3 separate regions of the Homo sapiens genome follow, and regions 2 and 3 are each linked to region 1. A link is an interaction called in ENCODE POLR2A ChIA-PET data of the cell type or tissue named here. Cell type or tissue: PC-3. All regions are shown on one strand. Region 1 holds the start of LOC105369529 (a long non-coding RNA gene). Region 2 has its middle 140 kb from the start of THY1. Region 3 overlaps LOC124902770 (a long non-coding RNA gene).

The links. ChIA-PET counts read pairs that join two places held together with the same protein. Peaks named below come from ENCODE experiments on the same cell type or tissue, not always from the same donor. Only the 100,000 strongest peaks of a DNase experiment are listed, where the experiment ranks them.
Region 2: POLR2A ChIA-PET joins it to region 1 with 5 read pairs; 2 of 35 experiments call an interaction of 5 or more read pairs at or near these places.
Region 3: POLR2A ChIA-PET joins it to region 1 with 5 read pairs; 2 of 35 experiments call an interaction of 5 or more read pairs at or near these places.

What each region holds. Positions count from the first base shown.
Region 1 is chr11:120,126,962-120,130,961 of GRCh38, forward strand. TRIM29 (tripartite motif containing 29) reads right to left here. Exons shown (of 9, transcript NM_012101.4): 2 at 1,439-1,534; 3 at 375-608. LOC105369529 (a long non-coding RNA gene) reads left to right here and starts at 1,533. Exons shown (of 3, transcript XR_948100.3): 1 at 1,533-1,729. In PC-3, no CTCF peak of the experiment used is centred here; DNase peaks (open chromatin) are centred at 1,720 and 2,010; H3K4me3 peaks cover 362 bases; H3K27ac peaks cover 1,838 bases.
Region 2 is chr11:119,559,231-119,563,230 of GRCh38, forward strand. No RefSeq gene overlaps it. Among named protein-coding and RNA genes, the nearest start is that of THY1, 140 kb to the left of the region's middle. RefSeq lists enhancers at 715-1,215, 1,216-1,716. In PC-3, no CTCF peak of the experiment used is centred here; no DNase peak of the experiment used is centred here; H3K27me3 peaks cover 342 bases.
Region 3 is chr11:119,576,691-119,580,690 of GRCh38, forward strand. It overlaps LOC124902770 (a long non-coding RNA gene), which reads left to right. Exons shown (of 2, transcript XR_007062918.1): 1 at 1-320; 2 at 2,603-2,866. It overlaps LOC107984398 (a long non-coding RNA gene), which reads right to left. Exons shown (of 2, transcript XR_001748412.2): 2 at 2,034-4,000. Among named protein-coding and RNA genes, the nearest start is that of NECTIN1-AS1, 130 kb to the right of the region's middle. In PC-3, no CTCF peak of the experiment used is centred here; a DNase peak (open chromatin) is centred at 2,331; H3K27ac peaks cover 1,868 bases.

The DNA.
Region 1 (4,000 bases):
CGGACTAGATCCAAGATAACAAATATGCAGCACTCCTACACCACTCCCCCTCTACCCGATTCACTGATCTCACAACTCTTTCCTACTGAGCCCAGAGCACTGCTAGCACATATCAATTGAAGTTGGTAAAAGGTGATATTTGTTTGCCATCTTGAGAGTAGGTAAAGAAATGGATTGGATTTAAAAAATTAAACAGAGAGAATGGCGCTTGGATAGATGGATGAATGGATGGATGGTTGGATGGCTGGATGGTGGATGAACAGATAGACGAATAGGTGGATAAGTGGATAGGTGGATGGATGGATGTTGGAGGGGGGTCTCAAAAAGTGGATTGTGAAATCGAGGGCTTGAGTGACAGAGGAGTGGCTTGTTACCTGCAGAAACAACACAGAGTCGCTGATGCTATGCAGCTGCTCCCGGGTCTGCTTGTCCTCATGCAGCACCTTGGCTCTCTCATCCAGAGCATCCATGATCACCTTCACTTGGTCCACAGCATCCTGCTCCCGCTGCTCCAGCGCAGCCCTCACTTCCTCCTTTTGCTTCTCCAGGTCCCGCACCAGGTCCCGGAAGTTCTGCTCCAGGATGGCCTTCTCATTGGTGGTGAAGCTCTGGAGGTCCAGAGTCAGGGAAGAGATTAGGCAGGGCTTTAGTTAGGGAAAGAAATCACCCTAGTCGGGTATGTCTTTAGGTTTCCAGCACAGGATCAGGGCATTCCCACTGCCCCAACCTGGCAAGCCTATTTGGCCAAGAATCTCATTCAAAGGCATCACTGAGGGATGCCACCTACTGACAGAGATAGCCAGGTTTGTTCACAGTCCACGCTTCTTATCTACCTGTGGCTCCTTCCTCTTGGTGGGTTGATATGAGCCATCATTCCCTGTGGGCCCCAAAGTTCTCCCATGGGTCACAATATGCTCCCTGAAACCCTAACCAGAACCAAACATTATTCAGAAAATGAATGTATATGTAGAAATGTGTATTCAGAAAATGAATGTGTATGCTGGCTGTGTATGTAGTCAGGGTCAAGCAGGCAGTGATTTCAGATTGTGGTTTGCAATTACCCAAACCATGGCAGACATACATTTAGCCAAAATGGCATAAGTAGAGAAGAAATGGTGTGTATTTGGTGGCTGGGGAGTCTTGTGGGCAGAACAGACATTGGAGGACATTGGAAGACACACTGGAGGAAAGTCTGGGGTCTTTACTTGCTGGGATAATATGAAATGGGCATTAGGTCACAGACAGGATCCCACCTGAGTGCCTGGCTCAGACTGAGAAGGGGAGTTGGTGAGAATGTCAGAGGAGGTGGGAGAAGCCAGAAGAAACATATTGGGATGTCTACGTGGGCCTGGGACTCAAATGGGAGCCAAGGCCTGCGTCTTTCCAGGCAGGCCAGGTCGGGTAAGGGAGCAGCAAGGTGAGCTTGGGGGCTGCTCACCTTGATGCGGTCCTTCTCCTTCTGCCACTTCTCAGCTTCATCCTCAATCTCAATGATCTTGAGCTGCAGCTGCTCCTTTTGCAATGACAGCTCCGTCTGCAGAGAAAGAGCCAGGATTGGAGAAGTCAGGGGGAGGAGATGGAAGAGAACCAGAGAACCAGGGAGCGGCTCCACTCAGGGGGCACACTCGCAGCCAGGGCTCATCACTCATCTATTCAGCTCTTCATTCAGCAAACATTCATCAGGACCTCGGATATGCCAGGCACCATGCCAGTCGCCAAGGATCTAGCAGTAAGTTAAATACCATCTTGCTGTATTCTCAGGCCACTAGGGCTGGATATCCTAGCCATGTCTTTTTAAGGGCTAAACCTCTGCCTATCTCCTCCACCCAGCAAGAGCAGGAGGGAAACTCATTTACAGGGTGCTTGCCCTTTTCAGTGGACCTGGGGACAATGGGAAGAGAAAGGAAGGGGATCCAGCCCAGCTCAGCCCAGCCCAGCCCAGGGAGTGTCTCGTGGCAGTAACAGTGTGCAGCGTTTCTATGGCATGACGTAGGGCTGTGTTGCAAGCAGCAGCCAGGGTTGCCGCCGGCGTGGACTCCGTCTGGGCAGGCACAGCTATAAAACCTGTTTATGGGAAAGGGAAGGCATTCTGCAGTTTTGGCAAGACGGAGACTTTTACCCAGGGGCTCTGGGGAAGGAGAAGGCTGGAGAGGAAGGCAGTGTAGAGTGGAAGAAGAGGTTGTAGGGACCCCTGCTCAGGAAGAGGACACAGACTGTTGGGGTCTGGGGTGGTTTAGGAAGAGGTTGTATCAGTAGCACACTGGGACATTAGCTTTCACTCCCATACTCACCTTTCATGTGGGGAAATGCCCTTCTCTGAAAAGCAGCCACAATAGAGACAAAAGGAGAGGCATGAAGCTAAGGCCAATCCCATCCAGCCAAGCCTCTGTTCTGCTGGGCTGTCCTGTAGGACACTCAAAGCCCCTTCTAGCATGGACAATAGGTGGATGATCTCCACCTGACAGAACAAAGCATCCAAGAGAGCCTTGGATTGCTCCAGATCTCCCCACTACCACTGGGTTTTGAATGCAGAGTCCCACCCCTTTCTCTGGCCATCACCTTGCGGAGCCCAAAAGAATAGTCAAGGTGAGGATGCCACAAACCTCTAGGAATGGGAGTCCCATCAGCCAGGAGTCATGAGCACCTGGGCACATGCAACACCATGCGGCACACCTTCTGAACGCCCCACCGGGCCAAGGAAGTGCTAACAGGGGACCTCCTGCAGGCACCCGGGGAAGTGGATCCGATGGCAGATAGAGCTTCCCTGGCTTTCCTGGAAAAGGTGCCCGGAGGGTGGGGAAGGCATGGGGCAAGAGCCACAGAGCTTCCCAGAGAGTCCTTGAATCCCTGGCCTCCCCGCCCCCACCACCACATTCCTGGACTCTCCAGGCAGGGAGATTCAGAGTTGTTCTCAGTAGCATTTGCCCCACCAGCAAACGGCCGGAAATGCCATAGCATGGAAAATACCATCACCAGAGATGGAAAAGAGGACCTAAGGAGATGAGGATGGAGATTTGGCCCCATCTCTGGAAAAAAGTCTGGAGAGAAGCCAGCAGCCACTAAATAAGGTGGTGAGAGAGTGGAAAACAGAGAAAGCAGGCCCACTGTAATGGCAGAAACTCGACCCTCACACTCTCTGACGATGCAGAGCCCAAGAGCCCAGGAAACACAGGCTGGCAGATCCCACAGCCCCAAAGGCCTCTTAGGAGGCTGGATTTGGCAAGCAGATCTGAGCTGTGAGGAAGAGTCCAAGAGAGTGGACTGGGGGTCTGTCCGAAGCACCTTTCTCATCCCTGGAGAACTCCTGAGTGAAGTCCAAGGTCAGGGAACAGCTGGAGACCCCCAACCTCCTGACCCAGCTCAGTGATGGAGGAGTTGGCACCTGGGTTCCTCACCCCACCTTACCACCCCGAGGACAAGGTCTGATGGAAAGGAAAGCAGAGAACAAAACACAATCCCTCCCACCATAGGCCAGGGCCCAGCGCTGGTAAAAGTCCTGTCTCAAATAGGAGATGGGCAGCCCTTCCATGAAATGAGCAATGGTGGGCTCAGAGGGGGCTCCCCAGGAGCACAGGACAGCAGGTGCCTCTGAAAGTTGCCTGGCTTCTCTGTGCCTCAGTAGCCCTGTCTGGTCCATGGGAGCAGGAAGAGGACCTGCCTTCCAGGGAAGCTGTGGGATGCCCTGGGATTGGGAGTGAAGCCCCCAGAAAGCATTTGGCACAGCGTGAGCACTGTCTGAGCAATGGTTCCCATCATCACTATTGTGTGGGCAACTTCCATGGACCAGGGGCCAGGCTGGGTGCTTTCACTCACACCATGCTCGGAGCAGTGTGTGCAGCATGGTGGGCAGGTGGGCCCGGCATTGGCAAGTGAGGAGCACAGCAGATGTGGTCAGGTGAGGGGTTGGTGGTGTTCAGTGGTGAGGATAGTGTACGCTGTCAGATTGGGATCCAGATGAAGTGTGTACACTGTCCGGACACAGAGTGAACAGTAGGGAGTG
Region 2 (4,000 bases), 570 kb before region 1:
GTAGCCATCAGAGGCATGACACAGGCTGCACTGAGGCACAGCAGGACTGGGTTCTGGACCCTCTTGGGACTGGTCTCCAGTATCTAGAAAGCTGAGAGCTGATACATATGTTGAAGTACGTGCATCATCATGCGTGTGCACGCACCTGTGGCTACATTCACACACACACACACACACACACACACACACACACACACACACACACACAGACATCCCTCCAAGGTGGGGATGGGGCTCCTCATGGCAGACCTGAGCAGGCCTAGAGCTTGGCCTTCAGGAAAGGCTGTGGATGGTCCTCCCTAGAGGACCCAGCATGGAGGTGACGGAGGGTGATGCTCAGAGGAGACTCAGCCAGGGGCCCAAGGATAAGCCTGGGCACCTGGTGAGCCCAAATGGGAGAACACAGCTAGACACAAGGGCAGCACCAAGGGGTAAGCCAGGGTCTGAGGAGGTGCTGTCCTGACCAGAAAGGGACAGGCTGGGGCATGGGGAGGGCCTGGCTGGAAAGTCTTTAAATATGAGGGAGAGCATCACCAAAACTGCAAGCCCCATGAGAGTGGCTGAGTTTCCTGGGGCCTGCTTAGAGCCCTCAAGTTGCTAACCTTGAGTTGCCAAGAGCTGGACAACCTCACAGGCCCCTTGCTGCTCCTGCAGCCCCCACATGTCTCCACAGGGTTCTTTCTTTGTGGTCAGGCCAGAGAAATGTAAGCCAGCCAGGCCTCCTGAGACCCTTCCTCTCTGAAGAAGCTTCTGGAACTCAGGTGTGAGGGAGGCGAGGGTGTACAGACAGAAGTTTGGGGTATCATGCTTGGGCACCCATGGCTCCCAGGAAGGGATGCCAAGGAAGCAGGGCAGAGAGAACAAGCATCCCCTTCCTGAGGCCTCCCTTCCTAGACCTCAGGCACAGGAAAAGAGCCCACTAATTCAATCCTGTCTCTACCAGTGGGAAGGAGCTTTTAATCAAATCCTAAGTTGAGTGGTGGGGGAGAGGAGATCCATTCTGCCTTCACTTGCTCTATTCCAGAGAACAATTTGGGGAGTCGCTAATCCTGCAAACATCACGTTAACACCAATAAAACACCCCTACAGCTCCCACTTGCTAAATGTCAACATTTATTAACTTCAGAACCCAGCACCATTTCAGAGCGGCCTCCCTGCAACACAGGCCTGGTGAGAGGAGCAGCTGGAGTGGGCCCTCGAGGAGGGAGACCTGTGGCCGTCACCACTGCACCTGCCCTGGGTCTTGCCCTGAGCCCTGGGGCAGGCCAGGACGGGGCTCAGAGCTAGCAAAGGCTGAGGCATATCCCCCTGGCAGAAACTTGGGGACACCCATGTTGGGGACGGGACTTCCCTTGCTTCCCCTAATTCAGAGGACCTTGGGGAAGTTCCTCTCCCTATCCCTCATCCTAGGAAAGAACAGCTCCTCTTCTAGCCTGGCCCCTGCCCTCCCCTAATTTCCCACTCCCTCTCCTGGAAAAGAAATCAAGATATTTTTCTTAGACATATTTCGAGTTGGGTGTCAGAGGGCCAGCAAACAGAAGTGGATCTGCAAAGCTGTCTTTTGGGGAGAGATTTGCATCTGCAGAGAATCTGCATTGATGCAGCCCAGCCTTCCCTCGTCCTCAAGGCAGTAGATAAGCTTCTGCACCCCATCGTGGGGCTGGGTCTTCATTCTGAAGGCTCTTGTGTCACATAAAACTATGATCAAATAACATTGTATGTCTTTTCTCCAATTAATCTGCCTTTTGTGAGCTGATCTTTTAGTGAACCTTCCAAAGGTGAAGGGAAAGCTTTTCTTTCCCACTACACCTGGGAAGAAGTCCTGGTGACATTTGAAGGAGAGTGTCCTGCTGGCACTTGGGCCAAATATGGCTGGGACCTGTGGCCCTTTGACACAAACCGGAAGACCAGACGCAGAAGGCTAGTGGGTCTGCGGGGCTGGGGCTCAGGGCCTGGAGGGCAGGTGAGCTCTTCCTCTGTGCAGTCCCCAGCCAGCCCCACCTACCTCAGGACACTCAAGAGCCTTTGCAGCTGAGGAGATGTCCGGGAGGCCCAGCAGGTTCCAACAGCTGAGCTCTTGAATCTGGGAAATCACCTTCAAATTTTCCTTCTTGGGAACCCTTCCCCCACATGGGGGTGAATATGAATACCCCAAAGGTGATCATTGCAGTGGGGGAGTCTGAGGGCACAGTCCAAAACAACTACAGCTTTTCTTTGAAGCTCATTCTTTCTCTCTCTCTTTCCCTCTCTTCCTTCCTTTCTTCCTTCTTTCCTTCCTAACTTCCTTCCTTCCTTCCATCCTCCCTCCCTCCCTCCCTTCCTCCCTTCCTCTTTTTCCTTCCCCTCCCCTCCCCTCCCTTTTCTTTCCTTCTTTCTTTCTTTCTTTCTCTTTCTTTCTTTCTTTCTTTCTTTCTTTCTTTCTTTCTTTCTTTCTTTCTTTCTTTCTTTCTTTCTCTTTCTTCTTTCTCATTTCAACAGAGTCAGTGGATCACTGTAGCTTCAAACTCCTGGGCTCAAGGCATCCTCCCACATCAGGCTTCTGAGTAGCTGGAATTACAGGCACACACCATCATGCCCAGTTAATTTTTTGTACTTTTTGTAGAGGCAGGGTTTTGCCATGTTGCCCAGGCTGGTCTTGAACTCCTGAGCTCAAGTGATCTGCCCACCTCGACCTCCCAAGGTGCTGGGATTACAGGTGTGAGCCACCATGCCCAGCCTCAACATTCTTAAAAAACAGAAAGTCCAACTCAAAACTTCATATCTGGCCAAACTAACCTAATAAGGAAAGGAGAAATAAGATTCTTTTCAGACAAACAAATGCTGAGAGAATTCATTACCACCAGACCTGCTTTACAGGAGCTCCTCAAGGAATCACTAAATACGGAAAGACCGTTACTAGCTTCTACAAAAACACATTTAAGTACACAGACCAGTGACACTATAATGTGACCACGCAAACAAGTCTACATAATAACCAGCTAACATCATGATGACAGGATCTAATCCACACATATCAATACTAACCTTGAATGTAAACAGACTAAATGCCCCAATTAAAAGGCACAGAGTGGCAAATTGGATAAAGAACCAAGACTGATTAGTATGCTGTCTTCAAGAGACCCATCTCACATTTGATGACAGCAATAGGCTCAAAATAAAGGGATGGAGAAAAGTCTACCAAGCAAATGAAAAACAGGAAAAAACAGGGGTTGCAATCCTAATTTTAGACAAAACAGACTTTAAGCCAACAAAGATAAAAAAATACAAAGAAAGGCATTACATAATTGTAAAGGGTTCAATTCAATAAGAAGACCTAACTATCCTAAATATATGTGCACCCAACACAGGAGCACCCAGATTCATAAAGCATGTTCTTAGAGACCTTCAAAGAGACTTAGACTTTCACACAATAATAGTGGAAGACTTCAACACCCCACTGACAGTATTAGACAAATCATCAAGGCAGAAAATTAACAAAGATATTCAGAACCTGAACTCAGCACTGGATCAAATAGACCTGAAAGACATCTATAAAACTCTCCAGTCCAAAACAACAGAATATACATTCTTCTCATCACCACATAGCATATATGCTAAAATTAACCACACAATCACACACAATACACTCTTCAGTAAATGCAAAAGAACTGAAATCATAACAACCACTCTCACAGACCACAGTGCAATAAAATTAGAGATCAATTCTAAGAAAATTGTTCAAAACCATACAATAATATGACAATTGAATAATATGCTCCTGAATGACTTTTGGGTAAATAACGAAATGAAGGCAGAAATTGAGAAATTATTTGAAGCTAATAAGAACAAAGATAAAACATACTAGAATCTCTGGGACACAGCTAAGGCAGTGTTAAGAGGGAAATTTATAGCATTAAATGCCCACACCAAAAAGTTAGAAAGATCTCAATTTAACAATCTAACATCACAACTAAAAGAACTAGAGAACCAAGGGAAAACCAACACCAAAGCTAGCAGAAGA
Region 3 (4,000 bases), 550 kb before region 1:
CAGAAACCCAATTCAGTCCTTGTGTGGCTGGATCTGGGTGCTCAAATGAGGCTATGGAGGACCTTTCCTTCTTTGTCGCCCAGCTTTCTTCATTGTCTTTATCCTTAGGCACACTCTCCTAGAGAGGTGGCAAGAAAATCTCTCAGCAGATCTAGGGCTCCATTTGACCAGCTCATCATGCTTGATGGAAAAGGATCACCTCTTTCTCAGTAGCGTCAGCCAAAGTTCCAGGGCTGAATCTCATGGAAACAATCTGGAATATGAGCCTATCCCAGAACCAATCTCTGTGGCCAGGGGGATGCACTATCCTGAACTAGCAGGTAGGGTGGAGGGTGAACCACCTGAGCTGCAAGTGACGGAAGGGTGGCTCCCAAAAGAGAAGTCAGAATGTGAACCCTCAGATCTCAGATACCAAGTCTGCAAAAACACAAATATAGACCGTGACAATGTTGTGTGCCAGCTCCTAGTATGGTCTTTGGCACAGTGTAGAAGTTCAGTTAATGTTTGTTGAATAATCGTATGAATAATGCAAGAAAACATGTTAGGCACCAAGTAAAATGCTCATGTTGGCGGGGCGCAGTGCTCACCTCTGTAATCCATGCACTTTGGGAGGCTGAGGCAGGTGGATCACTTGAGGCTAGGAGTTCAAGACCAGCCTAGCCAACATGGTGAAACCCCATCTCTACTAAAAGTACAAAAATTAGCTGGGCATAGCGGCGTGCGCCTGTAGTCCCAGCTACTGAGGAGGCTGAGGTGGGAGGATTGCTTGAATCTGGGAGGCGGAGTCTACAATGAGCCGAAATTGTGCCACTGCACTCCAGCCTGTCGACAGAGTGAGACTGTCTCAAAACAAAAACAAAAACAAAACAAAACAAACAAACAAAACTCATGTTTTCTCACTTCCCACTGCAAAGAAGATATTCCATTTTGCAGGTGTGGAAATTGAGGCTGACTGAGTTTAAGTGATCTAAGATGACAGAACAAAAAGCAGTAGAGCTAGGATTCAAAGCCAGGTGGGTTTCATTGCAGTGCCTGTGTTATTTCTATTACACCATGCTGCCTTTGTCCACCAGACTCACAGCCAGAGAAGAAAGTTTGAACACACACCACTGTTAGGTGCAAAAACAAAATGAGTTTGTTGATGAAGATGCTGATTTAGAGGAGGTAGTGGAGGAGAAAGGAGAGAATAAACCTAAAGAGGATGTTGTAGGGAATTCACCCTGAGAAATTCAGATCCGCCTCTGGGACTGGAGAAGGAGGACATTCCAGGAGCTCCGGAAGAGCCCAGTAAGTGGGTGAATCAGGTGACCTAATCCACCAAAACAGCTGCTGTGTCTCCAAGAGGGAGGGGGACATCAAGTCTGTGAGGGTCACCCATGCGTCAATAGTTCATCAATTATTGATGGTTTTTCTTTTTTGATTGCTATGTAGTATTCCATTGTATAAATATGCCATAATTCTATTTTTTGAGATGGGGTCTCATTCTGTTGCCCAGGCTGGAATGCAGTGGCCTGAACTCCTGGGCTCAAGGGATCCTCCTGCCTCAGCCTCCCAAGTAACGGGGACTACAGGAAATATGCCATAATTATTTTCTCCATTCAGTTGTTGACGATATTTCGGTTGTTTCTAGTTTTTTGCTATTAGGAATAAGCCACTATGAACACTCTTGTGCATGTCCTTTGGTGGCCATAGCATGCATTTCTGTTGGATACACTCAGGAAAAAAATTGTTGGGTCATCCAGATGTCCCCCATTCATCGTTGGCTGTTCTTTGTCTTCTACCTCTCAAAGCCCCTCAGATAGTGCAGAACTCCTGCCTGTCTAGAGCTCTCTAAGCCTGGAGGCAGGGGGTTGGACAAGGTGATCCCCCGAGGCCTCTCAGCATTTCTCTGAAGGATTTAGCCATGCGTCTCTGGCCCCAGCTCCCGCCAGCATCACTGTTTGCTCACAAAAACGTTTCATGCGATTAGCCAAGTAATGACATCTTAAAACTGTAGAGCTAATATATTACGTAATAAAACACAGAAGCAAATCTCTTTGACACATACTGGTGATTTACTCCACCAGCCATAAAGATAATTACATTTCAGGTTGATATATAAAAGGCGGCAGGCAGAGCTTATGAAAAATTAGCATAGCTTTGTGTTGGACCTCTCCATTCATGGGGACCAGTTCATCATTCCTTCTGCAGTTAGCCAGCAAACATTGACTCAGCTGGGCTTTCCCAGTGACTGGTCACCGCTGCCACTGGAAGGCCCTGTTGGCAGCATGGAAAGGGCAGGTGAAGAGGGCCAGGTCTGAAGTGTAAGGCGTTCATTCCTACAGGCAGCTCTGTGACATTGAAGCTGTCTTCACAGGGTTAACAAGAATTCTGAACAGAAATATGGTTATGATTAAGCATTAATCAGGCCGCACTTTGACCAGCTTCCTTGTAACCAACAGTCATGGTAGGACTAGATAGATACTGGCCGTTTGCATCCCCATGGTTCCTATAGATAGGATTTCTGATGTTAGAACCACAAGACTTTTGTTTAAGCTAGATAGGATCTCTGACATTAGAATCACAGGGCTCTCATTTAAAAATTGCTTACAATGTCTTTCAGATCCCCAATTCCAGTAAGACAGCTTATGCCAACCAGTTTGAAGACCCCCAGAGAAGAACAGAATCAATATGAGAATACAGTTTCTTCACCTGCCTGTCTTATGGCTCCAACCTGCACTCTTTGACCAATCAACAATCTCCACACTTTGGCACACTCCAAAACCCTTAAAGACACTATCCCCAAACTCCTCAGAGAGTCGGATTTGAGGTTTCCTCCTGTCTCCTTGTTTGGTGGCCCTACAATTAAACCTCTTTCTCTGCTGCAGTCTGGTGTCTTGGGCATATTTAAAATTGCCTTTGCAAAGATTATGACAGTGAGAGAAGTCTAGCAAGGCTGACTCCCTCTTGCTTCTAGCCCCCCAGGCTGGCTGTCCTCACTCATTCCTGGGCATAGGCCAAGCTAACCATGGGAGGAATTTAGTTTACAGTTTAACTTTGAAGAAAGGATGATAATAGTCCCTCTCTAAAACTGATCCCCTCCTTGTTAGGGGGCTGAAACTGCCTTTGTAAGACCAATGGAAGGCCACAAGATTACAAATATAGAAGGGGCCTGAATTCTGCTTAAATGTAGGGCGGGGCCGGGCACGTTGGCTCATGCCTGTAATCCCATCACTTTGGGAGGCTGAGGCAGCAGTTTACGAGGTAAGGAGTTTGAGACCAGCCTGGCCAGCGGGGTGAAACCCTGTCTGTACTAAAAATACAAAAAAAAAAAAAATTAGCCGGGCATGGTGGCTCATGCCTGTAGTCCCAGCTACTTGGGAGGCTGAGGCAGGAGAATCACTTGAACCTGGGAGGTGGAGGTTGCAGTGAGCTGAGATTGCACCACTGTACTCCAGCCTGGGTGACAGAGTGAGACTCCGTCTCAAAAAAAAACAAAAAAAAATGTAGGGCATAGTTTCCATCATCTCTTATTGCTAAGGAATTGTTGTGGCTAGAGGTCACAAGTTTTGTGACTTCCCCATTGCTCCTACAGATACCACCACTACCGATCCCAGAATCTAAGATTAGTCTTCTGAGATGTATCTCAGACTTCTGCATTCTGGCAACCAACTGAGCCCACCTGGACTTAATGATTCACGACTCAACCAGTCCTGTGCCCTCACCCCAAACAGAGGCAGACACAGTGGATGAGGACAGTTTCCCACTGTGATTGCATCCCTGGCCAATCAGCAGCACCCATTCCTTAGTTCCCTGCCCACCAAACTATCCTTGAACAATTCTAACCTCCAAGCCTTCAAGGAGATTGATTTGAGCAATCTCCAGTTCTCCCATGTGGCTGGCCTATCATTAATTAAATTCTTTACTATAATACCACAGTATCAGTGAATGGGTTTTGTCTGTGCAGCAGGCAGAAAGAACCCACTGGGCAATTACATGGTGACTTGCTGAATGCATCAGG